Linked DNA regions of Homo sapiens: region 1 is linked to region 2. A link is an interaction called in ENCODE POLR2A ChIA-PET data of the cell type or tissue named here. Cell type or tissue: OCI-LY7. All regions are shown on one strand. Links, peaks and the distances in the headings refer to the core of each region. The heading gives the core; the rest is flanking DNA.

Region 1 (8,110 bases), core at 1,915-6,914, 120 kb after region 2:
AAAACAGTCGTTATATAAACACCTAAAAGTTGGAGAAACCTTTGCTCTTTGGAGAGGAATTACTGCAAGAAGACTATTGAGAGGATCTTTAAGTCCTGGAGGCCCCAGAGGGGAATGGAGAGGGAGAATGAGGAGACACCATTTTGTTTAAGAAAGCAAAGGAGTGGAGAAATACAGGACTACTATTTTGAAGATAAACAAATTAATAGAAAAAAAGTCCTACAGTGTGTTTAGAAGGGGAAAAAAAACTGCTTGCCTGAAGTTGAGAAAACATTTCCATAAATGTAAACTTCACAAATATCTTCACATCAAGCACATGACTGACTAAAGATGAATGACTCCCAATTCCGCAATAAACATTAGGGTTCATCTACACACACAAGTCAGCTTGACTCAATGTATTAGAAGGAGAAAAGGTCAAGTCAATGAAACAACCAGTCCTTAGAGTGCCAAGTACCTGATTTGCCTGCATGTTTTCGTTTTCACTTGTTTTGGCATTCTTAGACATAGCCAGAAAATATTACAACAGAAACATCTCATTCCAGGATGTTATTTTAGTTAGTGGGACAGGGAAGGGGAGAAGTGCTTTCCTAGATATAACTTAGTTGATAGGTACCCTGGTTCTTAAAATCTGTATTGGAAGTTACCAGAGACCCTGACCAAATGCAGCATAGTATGTTCATGCCAAAATGCCTCCTCATAAATATGTACAATTATATGTCAAATAAGCAAAAGAAAAAATGAAATAAATTGCTTCCAGATATTGCTCTTTTACCAAATGGTTTCAAAACATGGACAGGATTATTGAGGTCACCTCTTCTACCTGTGTATAATTGTTTTATTTCAACAACAACAAAAAAGTATTTGAGAATTGGGACATTATTTTATTTTTTTTTAAATTCCCTTTGCCCACAGATGCTTCGATATACTCAAACTTTGGTTTACTTTTTACTATTTACTCTGTGAGGTAAATGTTACCCCACTTTGATTAAAATAAGACCAAAGTTCAGGAGGCTGAAATGAGTAGCCTAAGATCTTATGGTAGGGAGGGCACAGACAGGTTTTCCTACTCTGACACCCCCACTGGACTGAGCACATAGTGGGCCCTTTATCAATGTCTTTTGAAGGAGTGACTGACTGAATGCACAGATGGTGAGAGTGGAATGAGGTGGAGCTGAGTTTGTGATATAGATACTCCTCCTTCTTTAGTCATCTGGCAACAGGCACAGATAAATTTTTGGAGTTAACGAAAGTGAAAGAAAATGAGAGTATGTATGAAGTTCTCATCCATTGCATGTAAACATGAAAGCCTATAAATTGTACCACCTCTATGGAGAGCAATATAGTGGTGTCTATTAAGGTGGAAGATTCCAGGCTCTTGAATCATCAGCTTCACTTCTAAATACATACTCTAGGGAAATTCTCATATACGTGCATGAGACTGTTCATTGCAACATTATTTGTTATGGGAAAAAATCAGAAAGAACATACCCTTATGAGAATAGATAAATTAATTATGGGATAATATTTCAGTAAAAATAAGTGAAATGGGCCAATATGTGTCAACATGGATAAATCTCAAATTTTGGCAAAATATAATTTATATATTGAAATTCAATCAAATTCAAGCTTACAGCAACAATAATGATATGCTGACTTATATTCTAGTATCCTATTCTGATTGCAAGATAAAGAGGTGGCAGCCAATTGTGCACAACTTTGGGGATTATACCCGCATGGAAGAATGTCGTGTATGTGAGCATCATTGTTTGGTGTGTTAAAGTGAAAAAAGGAAGGTTGAGAACCATTACTCTAGAGTTTTGTTGTTCAAGTAGTGATCAATTAGGAAGAAAAATTTTCATGAACTCTGTCTTAGCTCAGGCTGCTATAACAAAATACCACGGACTGGGTGGCTTAAACAATGGGAATTTATTTCTCATAGTTCTGGAGACTGGAAAATCCAAAATCAAGGTGCTGACAGATTCAGTTCCTGGTGAGGCCTCTTTACCTGGATTGCAAATGGACCCTTTCTTATTGTGTCCTCACATGGCAGAGAGAGAGAGAGAGAGAGAGAGAGAGAGAAGGAGGGAGGGGGAAGGGGGTGGGAGGAGGGAGGCACACTCTGGTCTTTCTCTTCTCATAAGAGTACTAATCCCATCATGGGGTCCCACCTTCAAGACCTCATCTGGACCTAATTATCTTCCAAAGACCTTGCCTTCACATTCCATTACATTGGGGGTTAGGGCTTCAACATATGAATTTTAGGGGGATACATTCAGTCCATAACAGATTCCCAGTGTTGACTTACTCTAATTTTACTGAAATAGGGCTATAGTTATTTATGTAAGACTATGAATAAACTTCTTATGTTCAGAAATCTTATCTATATAATCCAACTAAGTTATTTGTATCACACAAACATGGCTGGATGTATTGCATTAGAAATTTATGTTTCTGATGATCTTACTTAAAATACAGGCTTCGTAGCATACAGTAAATTCACTTTGATGGCCCTCAGGGAACCACAAAAAGTTAAGTCCTCCTCCTCCACAGCAGTTGAAGCCAAAGCAGAAGAAAGAAGATCTGGTGATCACTAAACCAATAAAAGATGTATCCATAGCAGAGAAAATAAACAGAATTTCAAATATGGGCCCCAAAAGAAAGTCACCAAAATAGTCACCACAACTTGTAGGGCTGATGTGTGATACAGCTTCCCACTAAGCAGCTCTTTGGTGCTACAAAATAAGGGGCAGGAGGATTTATGTATTTTATGGATAATGATTCTCTGGGATATTCCTCTATTGCATTGAAACCACCTACTACTAAATCTATTAATCAAAACAAATACTTTATATGTAACAATCAGTAAGTTTCACAGTAGTAATATTAATTTAATTTGACAGATGATTTGGCTTTGTTAAAATCCAGTGATGGATGTATGGTTAAAAAAAATGAAGACTTGGGTCCAACTCCATGCTTTGATTTCAATAACACAAATGTAGAAAATGTCTGTCTGTATAAGAATGCTTTAAAATGTTACAAATAAGCACAATAATTCTTTTTTTTTCTAGTTCAAAATAATCTGAATACATTTAACTGAAATGAATCACTCTCAAATGTCAACTGTAATGAGGAACACTTGATAATTTTGTGAATGTCCCTCATTTATTTGAATATAAAGATAACACACAGCTTTTTTTAGAATCTTATAGTAGCAGATATATAAGATAATAAATTTTGTAATAAGCAGTAGCTCATTCTTGTGCTAATAAAATATTACAAGCACAAAAAGATAGGATATACACAAGAAATCTTCCTGTGTATCAGCTAGGCTACTTTTGGCTGCACTAACAGAGTACATGATTGAAAGTTGCTTAAATAGTAAGAACATTTTTTATCTCACATAAGCATGGCATTAGATATTACTGTGTAACAAATTATCACTAACTTAGTGGCTTAAGACAATACATATTTATTATCTCACAGTTTCTGTGGGTCAGGAGTTCAGACACAGTTTAGCTGATTTCTTTGCTTCAGAAGTTATATGAGGCTGCAGTTAAGGTGGCAGCCTGAGCTGGGGTCTTATCTGAAGGCTCAACTGGTGAAGGAAGGCCCTATTTACCAGCTTACCCTAGTTGTTTGCAGAATCTCCTTAAAGGCCATTTGACTAAGGGCCTCACCTTCTCATTGGCAGTTGGCTGGAGGCCACCCTCCTCCACTCCTTGCCTCATGGGTCTCTCCAATATGGCAGCTTACTTTATGAATGCATGCAAGCCAAGAAGGCAACAGCAGAATCAACTGTCAAGACAAAAGTTACAATTCTGGCAATGACGTCCCATCACCTTTGCCATATTCTATTTGTTAGAAGGTGCTATGGAGTCTATTTGTTACAGCACCTTTGCCATATTTGGGTAGACCAGCTCACGCTCAAAGGGAAGAGATTGGGTAGGGGCATAAATACCAGGAAGGGAAAGAGGAGAATCCTTAGGACCACCTTAGAGTCAGCATGCCACAGACATAAACCTGGAGCATGGTTCCAGGATTACCTCAGGGACTCAGTGACTACATTTACCCAGATACAGTTCATCTCTCTTCCCTGGCTCAGAGATGTCTCTCTCCATGTAGATAGGCTACAGCCTTACCAGGTGCTGTGTGAAAGAGCATACTCAGGTGAAGAAAAGAGGGAATTTCAATTTTTGTTATTTTGGAAAAAAACCTTTCCCAAAAGTCTCCTGGGAGAAGTCCCGTCAAGTCTCATTTATCAGGATTGGGTTGTGTGTCCATATCCACATTGCAAAGGAGTCTAGGGAAGTAAGGGCAAGGATATGGCATTTTTGCCCTCAGTAGGAGGTAAGTCTCTGCCAGAGAGAAAAGGAAAGGGGTGGGTGGGGGCAGAGGCTGGGAATGTTCCACCAACTACTAAAAGACAGACTTCTTTAAGGGCTACCTTGTGTTAACATGATAACTGAATTTTCTGCCTCTATTCTCCTTACTTGAGATGTTCATTCATATAGTGCGCTATGATGTCATTGGGTCTTTACTTGGCTCAAACATTATTGTACAGACAAATGCAAATATAGGTCCTGAGACTGCCTGAGGTTCTCTATTACTGATATGATTATTTTTGTTCCAATATTTCCTAAATATGTTAAGCTAGTTATAAAATTCTTATTCTTAAATCTCTTATCTGTAAATGTTTTTCTTTTTGTACTTCTTCAAACAAAAGTGACTGGCTCCTTAACTTCCAACCATCTAGAGTCATTTATTTAGATATGCAAAGGTAATCATGAAAATAAAAATAGATGGTAGAATGAGCCTTTGATCTACCCTGGCTTTTCTGCAAAACTCCCCAGATAAGTACACAAAGGGTGAGTTGTTTACAAAAATCTCTCTGTAATCAGAGCAGGACCTGTGACCTTCAGCACCTTAGACTATGAGGGTTCCAGACTTCCTTTCAGGTTCCTCAAAGCCTGGTGACCACCTCTCAGAGGTGAACTTACTTCCAGTCAACCTAGCTGACCACTAGGAGTATGTGTGAAATGACTCTGAAAGCATCTGCTCTTGCAGAACTTCTTTTCAGGAACCAAATCTCTACTCTTTTATCCTATAATTTGCTGTTGTTGATTTGGATTCAAGTGAATAAACTTACATTTATCCTTTTCAAATACAGTCTTATTTATTAGGTCCATTTGCCATGACCTTCTGAATCTTGCTTCTGTAATCTCTCTTAATTAATGTAAGGCTCCATGTTGTGTTGACCACAAGTTTTTATAGCATGTCCAGGCATGTTTACCAACTGAGCCAATGCTCAGTTACGTCCCAAAGGATCTGACCATTTTGTGTGGATTTTAAAAGAAAACATATTAGAAGGAATACACTGATTTTTATTTGTTCATTTAATGCAGTGGTTCTCAACCTGGGTTGGAGGGGAGGATTTGTCCTTCAGAGGACATCTGGCTATGCTGGAGATGTGTTTGTTGTCACAGTGGAGGAGGGAGGCATGTTACTTGTGTCTAGTGGGTAGATACCAGGGACACTGATAAATATTATCTAATGCACAGGATGCCACCATCCCTGTAACAGAAATGGTCCCAAACATCCATACTGCTGTGTTGAGGAGCCCAGTTTTCATTTCAGAAATGGAGCTGGGCATGGTGGCATGTGACTGTAGTGCCAGCTACTTGGGAGGCTGAGGTGGGAAGATCACTTGAGCCCAGGAATTTGAGGCTGCAGTGAGCTATGATCCTGCTATTATACTCCAGCCTGGGTGACAGAGCAAGACCCATCTCAAAAAAAAAAAAAAAAAGGCATTCTGTTTTGTATGGGAAATCTTACATAACCTTTTTCTGTCAGTTTGATAGGAATTTTTACGAAATATTTTGATGCTTGAATGTAGAGCCCAGGTCTTACTATATTTACGTGCGTCTTTGTTCTATTTCTCTGTTGAGCAACTCTTTTTGCTCTTACATCTGGACTCCACAGCTGAATCCTCTGCTTACTTGTCTGGGGCCCAGATACCCTCAGGAATCCGACCCTATTGTCCATACCCCAAACCACTGGCAGTTGGTAACACAAACACAGTCACACCAATGAATAGTAAGGTAAGGAAGTGTCAATGGACACCTACCACCACTCCTGCTGGCTTCTCAATGCTATTTTGGCCACCATGAATTGTGCCATCTCATTGTCCTATTGCTCTGCGTCACTCTCCACGCATTTAAAGTGCTGGTCAGGAGCATTCAGCTGGCTAAGCCTAGTTCCCATGATGCAGTCTGAGCTTTTGGGATGGGCTCTGGACCAGAGAATTCATGTGCATCACTCTTTGAATCTATTCAATAATTACTGCCCCTCATTGCCATGTTTGTTGATTCTCCAGAAATAACCACTTGTAACAGTTTGTTGAGTGTTTTTGCAAACATTTTCAGTGCATATACAGACACATACATAGTATGATATACTTTTTATATTATAATGTGCATATAAGTTAGGATTGCTTAAGCTGCTATAAAAGGCCTCCGTGATTCAGTGGCTTAAAAAAAATGAGATTTGTTTTTTCTCTGCATCGTGGCCCAACATGTATAGTCCAGGTTGATAGGAAGCTGTGCTCCAGGCAGTCAGCTGGGGACCCAAGATGACACTGGCTTTGCCATCTTCAACATAGTCCCTCAGGTCACTCTGGTGGTCACCATTTTGTCTAGTGGTAAGGAGTGAAACTGAGTATGAAGAAGACGTGCACCTTGACTTAAGAGACAAGGCTGGGAAAAAGCTTACTTACATGGCTATCCCTAACTGTTAATGGGGCCGAGAATTGAAGTGTAGCTGGGAGGCCATATGCCAAGCTACAATTCTATTGTATACAAGAAATGAAGAACAAATTTTGGTGGATAGCGACCTAATCATCTAGTTCATTCTTTCTCTCTCCTCTTTCTCTCTTAACATAAATAGGACTATAGTATACAAGCACATTTCATTACCTTCAACATTGTCCATGTTAGTATATATAAATATTCCTTTTTCCACAACTATATTAACTATATTATTCGTGACTCTTATGAGAATCGTGTATAACTTTCCCCTATCAGGTTTATCAAGTTGGTCTTTTGAGTACCTCTGTTTGTTTAGCTGTTCATTAAATGCTCAGCACGTATAGGACTTGGTCAGTAGATAGCAGTGCTCTTTGAATGGCTCACTAGGGTTTTCTTTTTAAGCCATTCTTTTCTAGTATAGAAATTTGCATTCTGATATAGAATGTTTGGTTTCTAATTATTTAAAACCATATATTGCCTAGGTTTTCTTCTAGGGTTTTTATGGTTTTAGGTCTAACGTTTAAGTCTTTACCATTCAGGACATAGGCATGGGCAAGGACTTCATGTCTAAAACACCAAAAGCAATGGCAACAAAAGCCAAAATTGACAAATGGGATCTAATTAAACTAAAGAGCTTCTGCACAGCAAAAGAAACTACCATCAGAGTGAACAGGCAACCTACAAAATGGGAGAAAATTTTCGCAACCTACTCATCTGACAAAGGGCTAATATCCAGAATCTACAATGAACTCAAACAAATTTACAAGAAAAAAACAACCCCATCGAAAACTGGGTGAAGGACATGAACAGACACTTCTCAAAAGAAGACATTAATGCAGCCAAAAAACACATGAAAAAATGCTTACCATCACTGGCCATCAGAGAAATGCAAATCAAAACCACAATGAGATACCATCTTACACCTGTTAGAATGGCAATCATTAAAAAATCAGGAAACAACAGGTGCTGGAGAGGATGTGGAGAAATAGGAACACTTTTACACTGTTGGTGGGACTGTAAACTAGTTCAACCCTTGTGGAAGTCAGTGTGGCGATTCCTCAGGGATCTAGAACTAGAAATACCATTTGAACCAGCCATCCCATTACTGGGTATACACCCAAAGGACTATAAATCATGCTGCTATAAAGACACATGCACACATATGTTTATTGCAGCTCTATTCACAATAGCAAAGACTTGGAACCAACCCAAATGTCCAACAATGATAGACTGGATTAAGAAAATGTGGCACATCTACACCATGGAATACTATGCAGCCACAAAAAATGTTGAGTTCATGTCCT
Region 2 (8,110 bases), core at 1,969-6,968:
AGAGGTTTATTTGGCTCATGGTTCTGCAGGCTGTACAAGAAGCATGGCACTGGCATCTGCTTGGTTACTGGCAAGGGCTTTTGTGCTGTGCCAAAACATTTTGGAGAGGGTCAAAGGAGGAATCAGTCACTTGGGAAGGGGGACCAAACCCAGGGTATACTAGTTATAACAATCCATTCTTGCCAGAAATAATCCATTCCCTTGAGAACTAATCTGCTGTCACTAGAGTGAGAACAGCACCAAGCCATTCATGAGGAACCTGCCCCCATGTCCCAGGCACCTCTCTCTACGCTTCTCCTCCAACACTGCTACACTGTGGGCCAAATTTCAACATGAGATTTGGCAGGGATAAAGAAACTATATCCAAGCCATAGCAGAAGGGTTGGGTTTGAATTCTGTTCTCCATACATTACTGTGACCTTGAAAGAGGAGCCACTTTAAATTGTTAACATAGTTTCATCCTCTTTACAATGGGAAAAGTATTATCTAGGCTGCTTGAGCCTCAAAAGAGACAGTGTAGATAAAACAGCTCTGTAAACTGTAGATACTCTGTAAGACAAACTCAGCATTGTCTTTATTTGTTTATGTTCAGCACTTGAATGTAAGTACAGCTATTTCAGTACTGATGTATTTTCTCATAATATTTAACTTATTTTTTAATGCCCTATTTATAATGATTGGACTACAGTGTAGACAAGATGTTTTAGGTGTTTTGTTTTCCTGTCTGTGGGTGCTCATGGGAGTACAGAAATAAGTAGAACTGGGTCTTTTCAATGAGTTGATCAAATTTGAAATAACTGGGAGTTGTTCTGTGGCCTTCTCAGCTCTGATAGGGTACACCTGCCTAAGGAACTTGCAGAGATATTCTGCAAATTACTTTGTTTGACCCAACAATTATTGAACACCCATTCCTGTTAGGAATAGTGCTAGTTCCTGGGAGTAGAAAAAAGAATGAGACAAGATTCTATCCCTCAGAGTGCTTGCAAGAGTAGTAGGAGAAAAGGCATAGACATTAATGGAAAGTATTTGGATGGAAGTGGTGCTTGGAAAAGAGTCAGGAGAATGCAAAGAGAAGGTTGCAAAATGACGTTTACAGGAAGGTCAGAGAAAGGCCTGAGAAAGGTGCAGAATGAAAAAGTGCATGGACTGGTTTGACATTTTGGGAAATGGAGCATAGCATGAAGGAAAGAGAGAGAAAAGGAGAACATAGGAGTATAGTCTCCCTAAGAAAGGTGGGTCCCCTTTTGCAAAGGCCAATTCTTGGGAGAAGGAGTAAGCTAGGAGTTCTTAGCAACTGGGAATGGGTCCACCAGCAGTAAGGGTCTGTGGCAGCACCACAGCATCCACTATAGGCTCTAATGTGTCTCCACCTTTTTTTTTTCATTATTGCCCCCTCAAGGAAGCTTTTTAAAACATTTTTTCTCTAATCTCCCCAGCCTCCACCCATGAAATTTACATAGCACAGATATCCTATTTATCTGTTTGTGTTGTGTATTTCTGTGCTTTATACATAAAAATAATACGTTTTCTTCGCCTCTCCCAGTAATCGATTTTTACCCCCTTGGTGGCGATATTGCCTAGTTGAGAATACATGTGCTACGTTTGTCACTCATGAGCTGTGTTATTGGCTTTGGTTCCCTTGACTCAAAAATGTTTTAACAGTCATTCTGTGTTTCAGGGTGATATGGTTTAGCTCTGTGTCTACACTGAAATCTCATGTTGAATTGTTAATCCCCAGTGTTAGAGGAGGGGCCTGGTGGAAAGCGATTGGATCATGGGGGCAGATTTCCCCCTTGCTGTTCTCATGACAGTGAGTGAGTTCTCATGAGATCTGGTTGTTTGAAAGTGTGTAGCAGTTCCCCCCTTGGTTCTCTCTCTCCTGCTCTAGCCATGTAGAACGTGCCTCTTCCTCTTCACCTTCCTCCATGAATGGTAAGTTTCCTGAGGCCTCCTCAGCCATGCTTCCTGTACAGGCTGTGGAACTGTGAGCTAATTAAACCTCTTTTCTCTGTAAATTACCCAGTCTCAGGTAGTTCTTTATAGCAACCTGAGAACGGACTAATACACAGGGGCTACACTGAAACAATCCCTTTCTCAACACTTGGGGGAGAAGGCTGGAGTAAGAGTTTCTGAGAGGTATAGGGGTGTGATCCTGCTTGTGTGCCACATGTCTGCCCAGCAGGTCCTTGAGGATAGAGTTGGGGTGGAAGTGGCTAGGTGGGCCGTGGAAAAGGTCCTATTTACTGAATTTGCCATATAGAGAAGTGGGTGGTGCCCGCACAGGGACCATTTGTGCCAGTGGTCTGGGAGCCCTGGATGTGGTGCCATGATGGTCTGCAGACCAAAACCCTTCCTGGTTCCTGCCAAGGGTTCTTGGCCTCATCTGGAGTTATTGGGAAAAGGCCCAGCTAAAAGTAAAGTACAACCTTGTTTTCTGTTTTGCTGTTTTTCTTTGTACATGTAACTCTTCCAGGAACCTGTGGGCAGGGGACAGAGGGTGAATACAGTCAGGATTTAGCCCAAAGCTATCAAACAGCACCAACCATTGACTCTTCCTAAGAGTGTGAGTCCATTTTCTCTTTTCCAAAGAATGGCAGCCTGGTCACAAACTACATTGCCAGAAGAATGATGGGATTGATACTCAAAAGATTTATAGTTGAATTATAGACAGGGAATGCCAAGGAAGAAACGCTGTGAGAAAACTCCACATTTGTCCTTTATCATTTACTGTTAAAAAGCTCTGTCAGAGCTTCCCAGAACCTTCTATATTAGATAGGGCTCTGGTCGCTAGTAATCTAAGCTGATTGAACTAGCTAAAGGACACTCTGTGAAAGTGTGTGGGAATGTCTGTGGGTCTCAAAAGTAGAGATGGAGCCAGATCTCAGAAAAGGCTGAAACCTAAAGTTAGAATTATATATGCATCATTCCAGAATCTCTCATTGCTTTGTATTTGCTTTATTCATCTTTCTCTGTTCACTGTCCTTCTCAGATTCTCAATTTCCATGGTGGCCAAAAGGTAGCCTATCCTCAGAGGTTATATCAAATGAGCCCTGTTCCTCACAGAGCCGCTAACAGTTCTTCAGCTTTGCAGTCTCAATTCCCAGATGCAAGAGTGTGATTGACCCTCCTTGGGTCAGGTTAACGCTTAAGTTTGGTCACACATAATGGAACAAATATGGCTGCTATGGGCCAACCTTTGGAATAGGGATAGAGCGAGTAGATTAGTAGATGGAAGGTCCCAGAGAAAATAATATCATATTGTTGGCTTCTGAAGCTATCTGCTACAGGCAGTGATCACTGATTTTTCCAGCCAGAATAAACCATTCAATTTCAATAAATTATGGGCATTTTAGATAATGGAAACCTTAGTGTTTAAACAATGTTCTTTCCTTATTCTAAGTTTACAGCTAGTAGGCTTAGTTGGTTGGTACATAAACAAGGAGTGATAACTTAAGAGTGAGAATGTAGAAGGACTAGCTGGATCATAATGCCACTTACTGAAAGAACACTGAAGAACACTGAAAGAACACTGGAGTTGTATCACTAGGGATGCTGAGTTATTATAGACCTCTCCTCTATGAGAAGTGTTATTTCTTCCCATCTTAGTTCAGGCTGCCATATAAGAAATGTCTTTGACTGGGTGGCTTATAAACAATAGAAATGTATTTATTATGGTTCTGGAGGCTGGAAGTGCAAGATCAGGGTGTCAGCATGTTTGGGATCTGGTGACGGTCTACTTCCTGGTTCACAGATGGACAACTGTCTTCTTGCTGTGCCCTCACGTGGCAGAAGGGGCAGATGAACTATCTAGGGCCTTCCAAAGGCTCCACCTCAAAATACCACCACATCGGGGACTGGGTTTTAACATGTGAATTTGAGGGGTACACAAACATTCCGTTTATAGTATCTCCCATCCCAGGTAACAGCTGTTTAGATCAGAAGTGGATACCTGACCCAAATGACAACCTGGTTTTTCTCTTCTGAAATTTAGAATTGAGATTGGAAGACCTTAGTCAGTTTGGACATCTACAGTGTGCCAGAAGCTAGCAGTTGGGTGTACAGTATTTAACAAGAGAGAAGTTGCTGCTCACTTAAAACATGCATTTCAGCTTTATGTTCAGCTATGTGCAGGCAAACAGACACGTGGAATTATGATGATTTTCACTTCCTCCTGAAGCCAGCTGTACATGTGGCCCTTCCAGGTCTGTGAGATTGAGATCACATTATCAGTGATCACACTAGGAAGATTAAGCTAATTTGAGGTGAATTTTTATTACTTAAAACCAAGAATGTGTGTGTATCTTTGTTTATGAAATGTTTTTGATAATTTATTTGATTGGTTGATTAGTCTCCATCTTTTTAAAAAGAGGTTAAATTCTTTGAGGGCTTTTTTTTTTTTGTACTTTTCTGTCCCCAGGGTGTGCCACCCACTATGCTTGGCATATTATAGTCACTCAGTTGTCACTGCATGTTGTCTGGTGCCCCTGAGCACTCAGTGATATGGAGTGAGAGAAAGAATGGTTATAACTTGGGGGAACTCCAAGAAAACTTGATGGAGTGAGTAGCCTTGAAGGATGAAAAACTTTTAAGTGGAAATGCAAGGGCAAGGAGTGAGACAGGCTATTGTAAAGAGGGGATTTACTGCTTGTTGGTTTGAATTGAAAAAAATTCATTGTGCGCTTCCTTTGGAAGGTTTTTTAAGATTTTTTTTCTCAGCTGCAGAGTGAATATTAGGCAGGGACATATAAATTATTAGATCTTCACTAGATCCCAACTAGTGATTCATTCCTTGGAAAGATAAGCTTTAGCAACTACATCTTTTGTCCTAATGGAAATAATCCTATTTGTTCCTCATCATGCACTAAGTCAAGGGGAAAGAATGCTGGATAACTTTTTCTCATTGTTGTGTTCAGAAATGTAGTTACACTCCATTTTAGCAAGCACATTATGCCCTAGCTTCTTGCCGTTTTTCTTAAGAGTGTGTTTCATTCCCTACAAGGTCTTCTATTCTCTTGTAAAGTGTCTTTTATTATGGGTTCTTAGTAATTGTTCCCTTCATTAGTTAGAAAAGTTATGTTTTAGAGCCCTAGCTGTAGAACTCTTTCCTCTTTATGCTAAGATGGATTATATGAAAACAATCTGATTAAAACTAATGCATATTTAGAATTAAAACACAAAAAGTTGCACACAAATGTTTATAGTAGCAATACCCATAATAGTCAAATAATAGAAACAACTCAAGTGTCTGTTGACTTGTGAATGGATTAATAAAATATGGTACATCCATAAAATGGAATATAATATGGCAGTAAAAATGAAGTACTGGTATATGCTACAACATAGATGAACTTTGAAAACATTATACGAAGTGAAAGAAGCCAAACACAAAAGACCACATATTCTATGGTCCCATTTATATGAAATGCCTAGGACAGGCAAATCCATAAAGACAGAAAGTAGGTTAGTAGTTGTCAGGGCCTGGGGAGAGGTTGGAGGAGGGGATGGGGCATGAATGCTAATGGACATAGATGGGATTTCTTTGTGTGGCGATGAAATATTCTAAAATTAAGTGTGATGATGGTGGCACAACCCTGTGAAAATACTAAAAACCTCTGAATTTTATCATATGTATCATATGTGAATTATATCATATGTAAATTACACCTTCATAAATCTGTTTACAAAATAAGACATTTCTGTGTGTGTATGTATGTATGTTTCTTTGTGTATATATTTACATATGTTTATGATGTTTCAGATGTTGGCAAGTGCAGCAAGCATCATTACCATGGGCACTTCCTCCATATGACCGCTGGAGGAATTTAGAGTGCATATAACAATCCAGGGCTCTGCCATTGGCTGTGTGAATTTGGATGGGTCATTTCATCTTTCTCAGCCTCAGTTTCTCACCTGAAAAATGGGGATAAGAAACCACCTTTGCACAGTCCCTATAAGAATTAAATGAAATGGTGTATGTGAGATGAGGTGACTCACTCATTAGGCAGAGCAGGCACAGTGCCTGGGGCTCACAGTACTTCAAGGGCCCATGAAAATGTTTTAATTTCTTTTAAATGCAGAAGAAAGAAAGATGTCCTTTTAGGTCCAATAAAAAGTTTTAATGTATAATACTAATGTATTTGTCTTTACACCAATCTGGTCATACAGCATATTTTGTATTTTTTTTTTTTTTTTTACTGGAGGAAGAGGCCCATGAAACAAAGGTAACTCAGGCCCATGGAAGGCATCATGGACACTTGAACGTGGCAGCTCAATGACACAGGCTGGGTTTATCTTATTGCTCTGCAAATTCAACAGAAACCTCCTCTAAAATCATACCAACAATTTAGCAACAGTGTAAGCAGTCTGTGTTGAGCAGCTCACCTGCACACGCCTGGAGGCATACACCTAGAGGAGAGGAGGAACACTGGGTTGGCCAGCCTGGGTTACTGGCAGGTTCTTCCATTTAGTAGTGCCCAGCCTCCTCTTTCTTCTAGGGCATCTTTGCCACCATTGCTCCCATTTGTTGAGTCCCTGTTATGAACCAGACACTTCATATTTCTTATCTCTGATCCTCACAATCTCCTGTAAAGGTGAGTAGTGTCCTGAATGTAGCAGATGCTGTTGATGCCCTTTCCACTTTTCTTCTGCCTGATATTCCCTGCAGCTTTACAGTGTGCAGTTTTTGGTATGCTGATAGGTTGCCACTGCAAGGTCCTGCCATTGTCTTCTTTGCCATAGCTGCCTCTCCTGCTTCTCTTCCTTCTTAAACTCTGCCTGAGGGCTTCCTCTGGCATCCCAGGAGCTTGCTTTATTGTTTATAGCGGCAACCTGAAAATGTCAAGCGGGGTTAATGCCTCAGAGAATAGCCCTCAAGTAATAGTGGACAGAAGTAAGTAGAAAAATGCCATAGCTCCCTCCTGTCTAGTGAGTGATTCTGAGGTGTGTTCCTTCTGGTTTCTCAGAGAGTGCTTTACAAGATTGAGCCCCACCTGTCCATAGCAGGAACCTATTCATCTATGTACTTTTTGACTTTTTTTTCTTCTTCTCACATTTCACTTCCTCCCTTGGACCTCTTGAGATCACTTCCTATGTAAACTCCCTGCATCCCCATACTTCTCCAGGGTCTTCTTTTGGTGGAACCCAAATTTAAGATAATGAGTTTGTAAATGTAAAAACTAAGGCTAGGGAGAAGTTGGGGAACTTGTCCCAGGACCACTGCCCCTAACCAATGGAGCCAGGTTTGCAACCTACATCTATCTAGTCGCGGGGCATTCTGTCTTTCAGCCATTGCAGTAAGTACTATTACAAGCCAGGAGTTGCTTTTTTAGTTATGACGGAATCTGCCATTCCTGGTGCCCCATAGGTGGTTAGCCATGCCTTAGGTGGGTGTATTAGTCCGTTTTTACACTGCTGATAAAGACATACCCAAGACTGGGAAGAAAAATAGGTTTAATTAGACTTACATTTCCACATGGCTGGGGAGGCCTCAGAATCATGGTGGGAAGTGAAAGGCACTTCCTACATGGCAGCAGCAAGAGCAAATGAGGAAGATGCAAAAGCGGAACCCCCTGATAAAACCATCAGATCTTGTGAGACTTACTACCATGAGAACAGTATGGGGGAAACCGCCCCCATGATTCAAATTATCTCCCACGGGGTCCCTCCCACAACACGTGGGAATTACGGGAGTACAATTCAAGATGAGATTTGGGTGGGGGCACAGAGCCAAACCATATCAGTGGGCAGAGACCATACAGCTGAAAGGACACAGAGTCATGATGTCTCATAGCCAGACTTGTCCAGCTTCAAAGTCTGGGTTTCTTCTCCAAAAGCCTCATGCTTCATGGTGGTTATGATGGTAGTGATGATGGTGGCGATGATGATAATATTGATGATGGTGGTGACAGATTTTTCGGTTGTCAGAGTTTACTAGGCACCTATTTTGAGCCTGAAAATGTGCAATGTACCATAACCATGTCCTCAGATTTAATAATCCAATTTTGCAGAAAAAATTATTTTTATATTTTGAACACTAAAATGTACCAGAACCATCATTTTCTCATTGATACTATTATTCCATTACTTAAATTTATTTGTACTTGAAGGAAAA

What was found. ChIA-PET counts read pairs that join two places held together with the same protein. Peaks named below come from ENCODE experiments on the same cell type or tissue, not always from the same donor. Only the 100,000 strongest peaks of a DNase experiment are listed, where the experiment ranks them.
Region 1: POLR2A ChIA-PET joins it to region 2 with 5 read pairs; 2 of 35 experiments call an interaction of 5 or more read pairs at or near these places.

The regions. Positions count from the first base shown.
Region 1 is chrX:11,491,532-11,499,641 of GRCh38, reverse strand. All of the region lies in intron 1 of ARHGAP6 (Rho GTPase activating protein 6), which reads left to right. Among named protein-coding and RNA genes, the nearest start is that of ARHGAP6, 170 kb to the left of the region's middle. In OCI-LY7, for the core only: no CTCF peak of the experiment used is centred there; no DNase peak of the experiment used is centred there.
Region 2 is chrX:11,608,213-11,616,322 of GRCh38, reverse strand. All of the region lies in intron 1 of ARHGAP6 (Rho GTPase activating protein 6), which reads left to right. Among named protein-coding and RNA genes, the nearest start is that of ARHGAP6, 54 kb to the left of the region's middle. In OCI-LY7, for the core only: no CTCF peak of the experiment used is centred there; a DNase peak (open chromatin) is centred at 4,152.